Regions from separate parts of the Homo sapiens genome. Here region 2 is linked to region 1. Evidence: chromatin loops called from intact Hi-C (ENCODE). Cell type or tissue: A673. All regions are shown on one strand. Links, peaks and the distances in the headings refer to the core of each region. The heading gives the core; the rest is flanking DNA.

Region 1 (5,858 bases), core at 460-5,459:
AAAACCCTGATATTTCCTCCTAATTCATTAACAAAAGAAAACTGAACATTAGAGTTGTTGGTAGCATCGAGATTTCTGAAGAAGTATTAAAAGGTTACATGACTCAAAATTTCAAGAAAGGGTAAAAACCTTAGGATTTTCAACCTGGGTAGAATGCACATGTATTCCGGGTAAAGTCCAATATGGAAGACAATGTTGAAGTTATCTATTGCTATATAGGAAACTACCTAGTTTGTAGCTTAAGATAACCATTTTGTTCTGCTTTTGATTTAGTGGGTCAGGAATTTGGGAAGAGCTTGGTGGGGCAGTTTGAGTCTGACCTGCAGGCCGTCAGCTGGGCCTATGGGGCTGGATGATCCACTTTAAAGATAGCCTTTACAGTCACATACCTGGTACTGCAGTGTTTCTTGACATTATCTATCTATCTATCTATCTATCTATCTATCTATCTATCTATCTGTCTGTCTGTCTGTCTGTCTGTCTGTCTGTCTGTCCGTCTGTCCGTCCGTCTGTCCGTCCGTCCATCCATCCATCCATCCATCCATCCATTATTTATCTAATTTTTTCTAAAGCCTCTCCATGTGGCTCAGCTTCTCAGAGCAAGATGGTTTCAGGGCAGTGGTACTTTTTGCATGGTGACTGACTTTCAAGAAGCAGGAACTGGAAGCTGCCAGGCCAGTTAAGGATGACATGTGTAACTGGCACAGTGTTACTTCTGCTGTATTACACTGTTCAAAGGAGTCATGGTGCCTGCCCAGATTCAAAGGGGCATAGAAATAAACTCCACTACTTGATGAGGTATTGTAAGGTCTCATTTCAAAAAGAGTATGTGGGATGGGGGATGTTTCCAAAGCCATCTTTGGAAAATACAATCTGTCACATGTCACTCACTCAAGATTAGGCAAAGAAACAGTCTCCTAAGGTACATATACCTAGATATGAAGGTCATATTATATGTATCATTTAGGAACAAGTGCATTTATTGGTAATGGAAATGTGGGTGGTAGAATATTATAGAATTCCATCTTTACAGAATGTTTACTCTGTTTCTTTGCATATTTTCTTGGCATTTTTGAGAAAAGCAAACTCATATCACATGCACATTTTAACATTTATTTCATTTGTCCTACACACTTTCTTCATGAGCGAGACTTCAATAATCAGTGCGTCCAATGTATTGCATAGCCTTGGAATGTTTGAATGTACTCATGAGCCAATTTTAGATTTATATATCCTCTGACTTTTCTTGAGTTTTAAAAAATTCATACACTCCTGTCTTAACTCCTCAGTGGTATTTCCTCTTTTCCAATAATACCTAAAAATCCAGTTTCTTTGCTCTATCAGATGTGGGTCTTCCATTTTGATTTCTGCTTTTTCACTGTTTTGCAATTGGTGCTATCATATCAGTGACACTAACTAGTGGTTTTATTATACTACAGCGTAAAACAACTGCATTTCCTCTACATTTTTAAATGTCTTATCCACATTCAGGCTGTGCATACATTTCACGGAAATGCCCTGAACTTGTTAGTTGATCCACAAATAGCTCCTCTATATATTTATGGTAATACTTTATGCTGAACTACAATTTCACACTTAGAACTGTCCCTGTTGGTTTGTCTGTTTTAAATGTCATCTGCTCATATTTATAAATGTGGAATGAGCTTACTTAAATTGGATTTCTTGAGTCCAAGACACTTCTGATTTTCCTAATGACCAAATAACCAAAAAGCAGAACAGATTAAGAAGAAAAAAGAAATCTCGGGCACACACACTTTCCAAGCAGTCAGGGTTTGTTTAAAGCTGCTTTGTTCGGCAGGAATGGTTAATAAAAGAAACATTTCCCCAAAGAATTGTTGTGGTCTTTAATTAAACTCCTTTCCCATAGGTTTGTAATATCACATTGAACAATATTTGGTCAGTTTCTCTGCCTGGCTTTCTTGGTCACATGCTGGACTTTATTGGATCCCGGGTCCTGAGGGAACATTAGGAGCAGAGAGAGGCAGGCCACATCAAATGAAAGTTAATTGTGTTTAAGCTGTGTTGGAAACCAGCCTCCAGTGCGCCTTTGCTGAGAGCCAAGCTAAACACGCAGGTGCCCCAGCTGTCAGGGTGGGCCCAGGGCAGAGCATTTACCTGACATAGAGGATGTGCAGCCACCCAAAGAGGGTGACTGTGGAAGAGGCCAACACAGGGCCTTGCTTTTTGACCTTCTTGGGCTCCTGGACAATGGTCAACCAGGTGATTCATTCTACTGTGGGGGCTGAAAGTTGGGTTTTCTTCAAGAAGGGAGGGCTGCTGGATAGCAGCAGTTCATTAAGACTCAGAACTGTCTGTGGAAAAGCTGTGATGAATTGCTCTAAATGACATGGATGCTAAGCACTGTTGCAGTTGCTGAAGAAATGTTTCATCTGGCTCTCTTCTTGCCCTCGAGTTGAGACTCAAATCAGAGCAGACACATGCCCGGCATATCTGACCTCAAAAGTGGATCGTTTTTCATGGAAATACCCGTTTTCCTTCTTATCTGCTCTGAGGGTGGACCACTGCTGTCTCCCCAGCCCTTGGCACATCCATGGGCACATGTCCTTGTGAAGGGGACGCAGAGGTCTCCTGGGGCACTGTTGACATTCTGTCTCTTTATCCAGATGGGAGTGCCACACCAGTTCATTTCACGATCATTGGTTCAACAGTTCACATGTTATATTTACATTGCTATATTAATTAAGTTAAAACATGAAATTGCTAAGAGTGGGCCACTTTTTAATATATAAAAAATGGCAGTTGTGTATAATTCAATATAATATATTTTACCCAGGAAATGATAAAACAAGATTGTGAAAATACCATCAAATATATCAGTGGTCACAAGATACATATAGGCCCAAAAGAGGCTTCATGATGATGTTGCCATCATGGTGTGGGTGGTGATTTTAGCAGCTATTCCACTAAGTAGTGGTCCTTTTTTCTTTTGCTTTGTGTGACAACACAGTGTGGTGGCTAGTGCCTGGCCCCATAGTCTGTCATGCTTGGGTTTGAGCCTCTGCTCTCCTGTGTACCAGCTGGTTGCCCTAGGGGAAGGTTTTGAGCCTATTTTTCCATCTGAAAATGAGGCCGGTGATGGTACCTACTGCATAGGATCGCTGAAAAGTAGGTGCTCACATTTGGTAACACCTACCTTGCCAGATGTGTCTCCTGCCATGTTGCCTTGGAATTTTCATGCTCTAGATGATTTGGACTTCTTTTGTTTTTATTTGTTTGTTTTTGGACTTCTTTTCACTTCATTGGGTATGCTGTGTTCCTGTATTAGTCCATTCTCATGCTGCTAATAAAGACATACCCAAGAAAAAGACATACCCAAGACTGGGTAATTTTTAGAGGAAATAGGTTTAATTGACTCACAGTTCTGCATGGCTGGGGAGGCCTCAGGAAACTTACAATTATGGTGGAAGGGGAAGCAAACATGTCTTCTTCCACATGGTGGCAGGAAGGAGAAGTGCCAAGCAAAAGGAAAAAAAAGTCCTCTTATAAAACCATCAGATCTCTTGAGAACTCACTATCATGAGAACGGCGTGGAGGTAGCCACCCCCATGATTCAATTTCCTCCCACCAGGTCCCTCCCATGACATGTGGGGATTATGGGAACTATAATTCTAGATGAGATGTGGGTGGGGACACAGCCAAACCATATCAGCTCCCTTCTGCTACTAAATCTCTGCATATGCTGTCTCCCTACTTTCCAGAATATTCTTCTCCCATGCCTTTGCCTACTTGGTTCCTCCTCACACTTGAGATCTCGGCTAGTTTCTTGATTTCTTAGCTGCCCTTGGCATCTCTCACTAGGTTACAACTGTTGAGTCTTTTATACTCTCATAGAACCATGTAACTTCCTTTTGTAATATGGATCACAGCTGTGATTTCAGAGGAAGCTGTCTGATGGTTTGATGCATCTGTCACCCTTATTTAACTGTGGGCTCGGTACGGGCAGGAAATGAGAATGATTTTTCTCATCATTGCCCTCTGGGGGACCTAGCTCACAGTTGGTGCTCCAGAAATATTTAATAAATGAAGTCTTACACAATACCAGTCCTTATATTTTAAGGCTTTAATGAGAGTTCCTGTATTTCTGATAAAATAGTAAAATAGAAAGCCATGTTCATAAGTAGTGTCTATATACGTCTGTATGAGAATAAGAGATAACAGATAAACCCATCAGCTTCCAAAAATTCACCATGGGCATTTTGTGCAAAGTAGTGAGTAGGCAGGATAGCGGACGTTTTAAGAACAAAGAGTCTGTCAGATGTCTGACTTCAAGCTCAGTGCTTCACATGTCTCTGCTCTGTGATCTTGAAAAAGTTACTTTATCTGAAACTCTATTTCTTTCTTTTTTTTTTTGAGATGGAGTCTCGCTCTGTCTCCCAGGCTGGAGTGTGGTGGCGCGATCTCAGCTCACTGCAAGCTCCACCTCCCGGGTTCACGCCATTCTCCTACCTCAGCCTCCTGGGTAGCTGGGACTGCAGGCGCCCGCCACCGTGCCCGCCACCACGCCCGGCTAATTTTTTGTATTTTTAGTAGAGGCAGGGTTTCACCACATTAGCCAGGATGGTCTTGATCTTCTGACCTCGTGATCCACCTGCCTTGGCCTCCCAAAGTGCGGGGATTACAGGCGTGAGCCACCGCGCCCGGCCTGAAACTCAATTTCTACAGAAGTAAACTGGATATTAAAAATAGTACCCGAATGCTATGGGTTGGAATATGTCCCTCCAAAATTTGTATGTTGAAGTCCCAAATCTTAGTACTTCAGAATGTGACCTTATTTGAAAATAAAGACTTTACAGAAACAATCAAGTTAAAGGGAGGTCATTAGGATGGGCCCTAATCAATACTGGTGCCCTTATAAAAAGGGGAAATTTGGACACGGAGACACGTTTTCTGAAGGAAGGAAAGGAAGCCGATGGAAGAGATGCAGGGAGAAGATGACTGTCTACAAACCAAGGAGAGAGGCCCAGAACAGATCCTTCCCCTGCAGCCCTCAGACGAAACCAACCCTGCTGACACTTTGACTTTGGAATTCCAGGCTCCAGAACTGTGGGATAATACATTTCTCTTGTGTGAGCCACCCAGTTTGTGGTACTTTGTTATGGAAGCCCTAGCAAACTAATACACTGAATGAGCCAACTTCATTTATAATGATGCTATGTATTAATCTAAAAATCTCAATGACTTACAGCAGAAAACATTTATTTTTCCTGCTCATGGCCTGTGGGTTGACTGTGGTTTTGTACAGACTCCAGGCCAATTGGCTTCAGATCTACTCCTTGTGCCTTTATCATTCTGGTACTTGGCAGCTACCTGGGGCATTTTCTTGCCATGAAATAAGGCAGAAGAACAAGAGGTCAAGAAAATGTTGCAAACCCACTGGAAGTTTCTTATGACATTATGTCTGCTGGATCTCACTGACCAAAGCAAGTCACCTGGCCAAGCCTGATAGGCAGAAACACACTATCTATTCTAGTGGGAGGCAATGACAATCACATGGAAACAGGAGAGGGTGACAATAACCCAACTGACCCCAATACCTACACATCACAGGGTTGTCTTCAATAAATAAGATTTTGCATATAAAATTTTAGCAGAGGCCAGGCACGGTGGCTCACGCCTGTAATCCCAGCACTTTGGGAGGCCGAGGTGGGCGGATCACAAGATCAAGAGATTGAGACCATCCTGGCCAACATGGTGAAACCCTGTCTCTACTAAAAATACAAAAATTAGCTGGGTGTGGTGGCGCACACCTGTAATCCCAGCTACTCAGGGAGGCTAAGTCAGGAGAATCACTTGAACTTGGGAGGTGGAGGTTGCAG
Region 2 (5,858 bases), core at 471-5,470, 110 kb before region 1:
TACTACATAGTGATAGTAACTGGAACGATTACTATGATAAGAGAGATAATGTATCTAATGTGCCTAATTGTCACACATTTGTCTACTATTAGTCACACAATGTCTACTATTATAGTGGGAGATTTTGCCGCAAACAAGTAGGCAAAAATGTAATAGGAATGTAGAAAGTTTCAATAACATCAGCAATAAGCTTGACTTACAGGGCATTTGTGGAATTCTGTACTCAACAGTTAGCAAAGACACATCCTTATTGATATTCAGGAAACAGTTGTAAAACTGGACCATTACCAAGCCATAAAACAAGACTCAATGAACCCCAAATTACTGATATCATAGTTCATTCTGTCACTCCACAAATTGTTCTTGAGGCTTGGTATGGTCCAGGCACCCAAGGAATAGCAATGAGCCAAAGAGATCAAGTTCTCTACCTCCTGTCATCTTCATTCTAGAGGGAGACAGAAGACAAGCATCAAAGTGGGTAAATACCTAATGTTAGGTGGCAATTACTATTACAGAGACAAAAACTAGAGCAGGGTAGAGAAAACAGGAAGTGCTGGGTCAGGCTGCAATTAGATATGAGGTGATTGGGAAGGCCTCTCAAAGGGTGACATGTGAGCAGAGATTGGAAGGAAGGGAAGGAGTGAGCCGCTCAGGCTTCTATTTTATTCCATGCAAATCCACCCTTGTTTTTCTCTTTATCTTCCATTCTGGTGGTGTTTTCCATTCTCTGAAGTTTGAAATATGTGTAGGTGAATCAGTAGTTCCCAAACCTGGCTGTGACTTAGACTTGCTTGGGGGTATTTGTTTTAAAAATACAGACACCTGGGCTCCACCGTCAGCTTTGGAGGGTGACCTCCTTGGAATCTACGTTTCAGCACGCTGGGTGGGCCTAATTCTGATGGGTAACCAAGTCCCAGAACTGTTGGTCCAATCTCCCTTTTCTGTTTTAATTTATTCCTTTGCTTGAAATGGAGTAAGTTACCCTAAGACCATAGGACAGCGGTTCTCAGCAGATGGTCCCTGGCCTAGGAGCATCAACGTCACCTGGGAAGCGACTGGAAAGAGCACACCTCAGATCCCACCACAGACCTATGCAATCAGAAACTAACAAGCCCTCCTGGTGATGCTGCTGCCTGCTGAAATTTAAGAACCACAGCGATGCACTGAGTATTTGGTTCTCTCTATTTAGTTCTTTAATTCAATTGGAGTTCCATTTGTGGTGTGCTCTAAGTCATTCACTTCTCCCAGTTGCTAGGAAACATTTACTGAATGTTTCTTCTCATTCCAGAGAGTTTGAAAGAATTTATTGAGCATGTATTGTAGGCTAGGCTGGCCTAGTTATAGGGGCTACAAAGACATGTCCATGCCTTACAAAGTTCAAAACCTAGGGCAAATAGGACTGATGTATGAGTGCTAAAATATGCCACGAGCCATGAGCTATGTTCCAGTGAAAGCTGACAACACAGCTCAAAGGGGAAATCAAGGTGGGAGGGAGGGAAAGGCTCCACGGAGGCACATCTGGGACCCACCTGGCAAGAGCTGGGTCCTCTTCTTACCAGACTCATGACACCCAGGTGTAGAAAGGACATCCCAGTCTCCCCTCCCTGTCAAACAACGTGGCTCCCTTGAAGTAGCAAGTGCTGACTATTTGGGGTGTGTCCTCTTGTTCATACAGATAACTTAGAAACCTTGCTGGCCACTTACAGGGTGTCTGACATGGAACTGTACAACTTTTCTGTGTGGTTTTTTCTCACTCAGTATACCTGGCCATCCCTCCAGGCCCGGCGTCGAGGCTTACACACCGTCTTTCCCATCCTGGGCCCATTCCGTGGTGTGGAATGCCGTCACCCTCTCAACTGTCCTCCCATGGACGGGCTTCAGCCTTGTGTCTGGGTTTTGGCCATTTATGGTGAACAAGGGGTAATCTCCATAGGGCAGGAGGGAGGGGGGTTGGAAAGAGCTGTTCAGAAGAGGACAAGAAGGAAAGTCGGGGACTTTTCAATTTAGCAGCAGAAAATCCACTTTTATCAAGAATGACGGGAAGACATTGTTTCTAGCAGGCAACGTCTACAACTAAACGTATGGTTGAAAGGAGTGAGCTTGATGGGGTCTTGCTAGTGATCTCATTTTGGGCCTCATTGGCCCACCCTCCCACCCCTGTATTCGAGTGACCGGGGACCCCCCTCTGCACCCCGGGGAAAGCGTCCGCCTGCTGCCCTCTGTCCCAGGCTTGGCGGCACCCCAGCCCCAGCTTTCTGCCTCAAGCCTCAACTTCCCTGAATTCTCAGCCCGGTGGATTTCCAGGGAAATCACCTCTGTGCAGTTTCATTAATTTGCGCCAAGGCCATCAAAGGGGGTTGTGTAAGAAATGTTGGCAGCCCATGGAGGCTCTGGGAGCTTCAGATCCGGCCTTCTTAGCAACAGGAAGCCCTTTCTTGCTCAGCATAAACAAGCCCAAACACTCCCCCACCGCCCATTCCCCTCAAGGTGCCAGTTTGCTTTGAAATCCACAGCAAAGGATTTCGAGGTGTGGCCTCATTTTGGCAAAAGCCTTAATTCTCATTATCTTAAGAGTCTGCACTCCCACCTCCCATGTATAACTTAATAAAAGTCACATGTGGCAGGGGATTATCTTTCATTCAGTGGAGTAAAAAAGGTCGTCGTGTGTCCCCATTGTCCCTGGTAAAGTAGCAGGCACTCAGGAGGGGGCTGATGTGGATACTGGAGTTGCAGTTTAGGCAATGTCCAGCAGAGGGAGCACGATGCTTTGAGAACAACCTGGCTCCTGGCTGTTCTGAAAGAGGAGTCTCTTTGCTACCAACCCCATGCATGTAGGAGTTGTCTTCTCTGCATGTGCAGCAGCTAATAAAAGAAATCCAAAGTTTTCTTGCTGGGAATTTGAGAATTCAAGGATAGATACATCCAACAATGGTTAAATTCTGTAAAAATTAATCCTGCTGGTCAGCTTGTGGGAGTGGCCCTAGTTGGCTGTAATCATTGGTATTTAAATCTGTAAGTGGACGGTGGAGAGAGGCTTGTTTCCTGCCTTAATGAGTAAGTCAGAACCTGCCTCGGAGGCCCTGTTAATTGTTAAAAACTGATCTTTGAGCAGGGTTGTAAAGAAGAAGAAGAACGGCTTTTTTTTTTTTTTTTTGAGATGGAGTCTCGCTCTGTCTCCCAGGCTGGAGTGCAAAGGAACCATCTTGGCTCACTGCAACCTCCGCCTCCTGGGTTCAAGTGATTCTTGTGTCTCAGCCTCCCAAGTAGCTGGGATTACAGGCACCCACCACCACACCTGTTGGATTTTTGGTCCCCAGAACCTGTTTGATAATTATCTTCAACTGTCTACAGCAGCCATAAAGAGACCTGTGGTGTACCTGTTCCGGGTAGAATTATGGATTTGGAAGCCTAGGGAAGAACTGAATGTGGCACTGGTTCATGAAAAGGCCAGATTTCCTCTGGAAAGACCTCTGTTCCCTGTTGTTCTGCACAAAACACTTCCTGCAGCTGGCACTGGGATTGGGGCATGACAGGCATCATCTTGCTTAATCTTCATGACCATCTAGTGAGGTGGGAGCTTTGATCATACTCATTTTAAAAATAAGGAGCTAGCTTAAAGTCGTTAAATATTTACCCAAGGTCATATAATGGCAGAGCTGGAATGTGAACCCAGGTCCATGTGACTCCATTCATTCATCCTTTCATTCATCAAACATATATTGTGGGCTCCTTGTCCCAGGTAGTGTGCTAGGCAATGGGGAATAAGAAATAAGAAAGACAAGATCCCAGTCCTCACAGAGTCTTCATCCTAGGAAGGGATGGTGGACTCAGAGCAGGTAAAGTAAAAACCAAGATGCTTTTGATGGGTGCTCTAAGGAGAATAAAGAGGGTGATTTGACAGACAGTGTGGGGGTGCTGCAGGGAAGAAGGACGGCTTTTTTTTTTTTTTTTTTTTGAGATAGAGTCTCGCTCTGTCTCCTAGGCTGGAGTGCAAAGGAGACATCTTGGCTCACTGCAACCTCCGCCTCCTGGGTTCAAGTGATTCTTGTGTCTCAGCCTCCCAAGTAACTGGGATTACAGGCACCCGCCACCACACCCGGTGAATTTTTGTATTTTTTAGTAGAGACGGGGTTTCACCATGTTGGCTAGGCTGGTCTCAAACTTGTGACCTCAGATGATCTGCCTGCCTCCGCTTCTCAAAGTGTTGGGATTACAGGCGTGAGCCACCATGCCTGGCCAGAAGGACTGCTTTAAATAGGATGTTTGGTGAAGGCGTCATGGAGATGGGACAGATGAATGAGACCTGAGGATGAGAAGTCTCCATCCATGGAAAGATGTGGAAATAGCAGTCCAGGTGGAGGGCCCAGCCCATGCAAAGGTCCCGAGGTGGGGCAGGCCGGGCAAGGCAGGATAAGAGATTGGAGGGCTGCTGAGGCTGGGGCATGGTGGATGAGGATGGGTGAGATGGGCTGGGCCTCATTGACTCTGTGCCCCTCTCCACTCTACCATGGGCTCCCCTGAAAAGTGTATGTGACAGAGTCCAGCTTCCTCGGACATATGTGCTGCTGTCACATGCAAGACGAGCCCATGGCTGGATTCCAGCTCATTTCACCTTTTTTTTTTTAAACATTTAATTCATCCTCGCTGGCCTCCCTCACTCCCAAAGGAAGACCCAGCTGCCAATTCCCTCTTTATTCTAATCTCTCTCCGGGTCCCTCCATCTGCTTTGGACCAGGGTAGAAACTGCCATCTTCACCCCTGCCAAATAAAGCCATACATCTTGTTTAGCCCCACTGGCACTCAGATGCTAAACCTTCAGATCAAGGGCAGGCCAGGCCTTGGGATGACCACATTGTTGAGGAAAAGGGAATTCAGCCACGCTGAGGTTGAAGAAAAACTGCAGTGGTGCATGTGTGAGGATGGCACTGTTGTGGTGTCCACAAAGGGAGGGAGAACAAGACAACCCCGATGTCCATAGATGGAGGCTGGAGAGCCAAAGTTTGATCCCTTAATGTCATGGAACAATAAGCAGCCATTAAAATAATGACACAGAGCCGCAAGCATTGACCTGAAGTGATGTCCACCATGTATGGCTAAGAGGAAAAAGCAGTCTGGAAAAAAGACTGTGTCGTGTGGGTCTGCATTCGAAAAGGCAATAGCTCTATGCTTGTGAATGCGAGTGCCTGGACCCAAGTTGCAAAGGACACACAGCAAGGCATGTGCAGTTATTATTCTGGGTGGTGGCATTTGGGTGATTCTAAGAGATTCATTCTCTTGCTTGTAACTCTTCAGTGGGGCCCATTGTTCTAAGGATGAAGCCTCGCGGACCACACAAGATATGCTGATGAGGCCTCATGTTGTCTGACCCATGCCTGCCTTGCCAACCTGAGTTGCTCCCTCTCTCTCTGGTCCGACAGGCCATCTCTCCTTTCCTCCAGCCTCGGTCCTGGTAGTCTGAGGACCTTTGCACAGGCTCTTTCCTCCACCGGGAAGCCTCTTCCCTGACAGCCCACTTTCCCTTTGCTGCCTCTCCTTCTGTTTTTTTTTTTTTTTTGAGACAGAGTCTTACTCTGTCACCCAGGCTAGAGTACAGTGGCACAATCTCGGCTCACTACAACCTCTGCCTCCCAGGTTCAAGTGATTCTTCTGCTTCAGCCTCCTGAGTAGCTGGGACTACGGGCATTTGCTACCACGCCCGGCTAATTTTTTGTATTTTTAGTAGAGACGGGGTTTCACCATGTTGGCCAGGCTGGTCTCGAACTCCTGACCTTGTGATCCGCCTGCCTCGGCCTCCCGTAGTGCTGGGATTACAGGCGTGAGCCACTGCACCTGGCTGCCTCTCCTTTTATCAGCTCAGT

What was found. Peaks named below come from ENCODE experiments on the same cell type or tissue, not always from the same donor. Only the 100,000 strongest peaks of a DNase experiment are listed, where the experiment ranks them.
Region 2: a loop joins it to region 1, with 2.1 times the contacts of the local background. A loop is called at or near these places in 3 of 110 quality-filtered maps.

Annotation. Positions count from the first base shown.
Region 1 is chr3:73,208,884-73,214,741 of GRCh38, forward strand. The region is part of intron 2 of LOC107986098 (a long non-coding RNA gene); the gene reads left to right. Among named protein-coding and RNA genes, the nearest start is that of EBLN2, 150 kb to the left of the region's middle. In A673, for the core only: a CTCF peak has its summit at 3,489 (motif pointing right); a DNase peak (open chromatin) is centred at 3,918; H3K27ac peaks cover 1,543 bases.
Region 2 is chr3:73,098,504-73,104,361 of GRCh38, forward strand. The region is part of intron 1 of LOC107986098 (a long non-coding RNA gene); the gene reads left to right. Among named protein-coding and RNA genes, the nearest start is that of EBLN2, 40 kb to the left of the region's middle. In A673, for the core only: a CTCF peak has its summit at 2,743 (motif pointing right); a DNase peak (open chromatin) is centred at 2,748.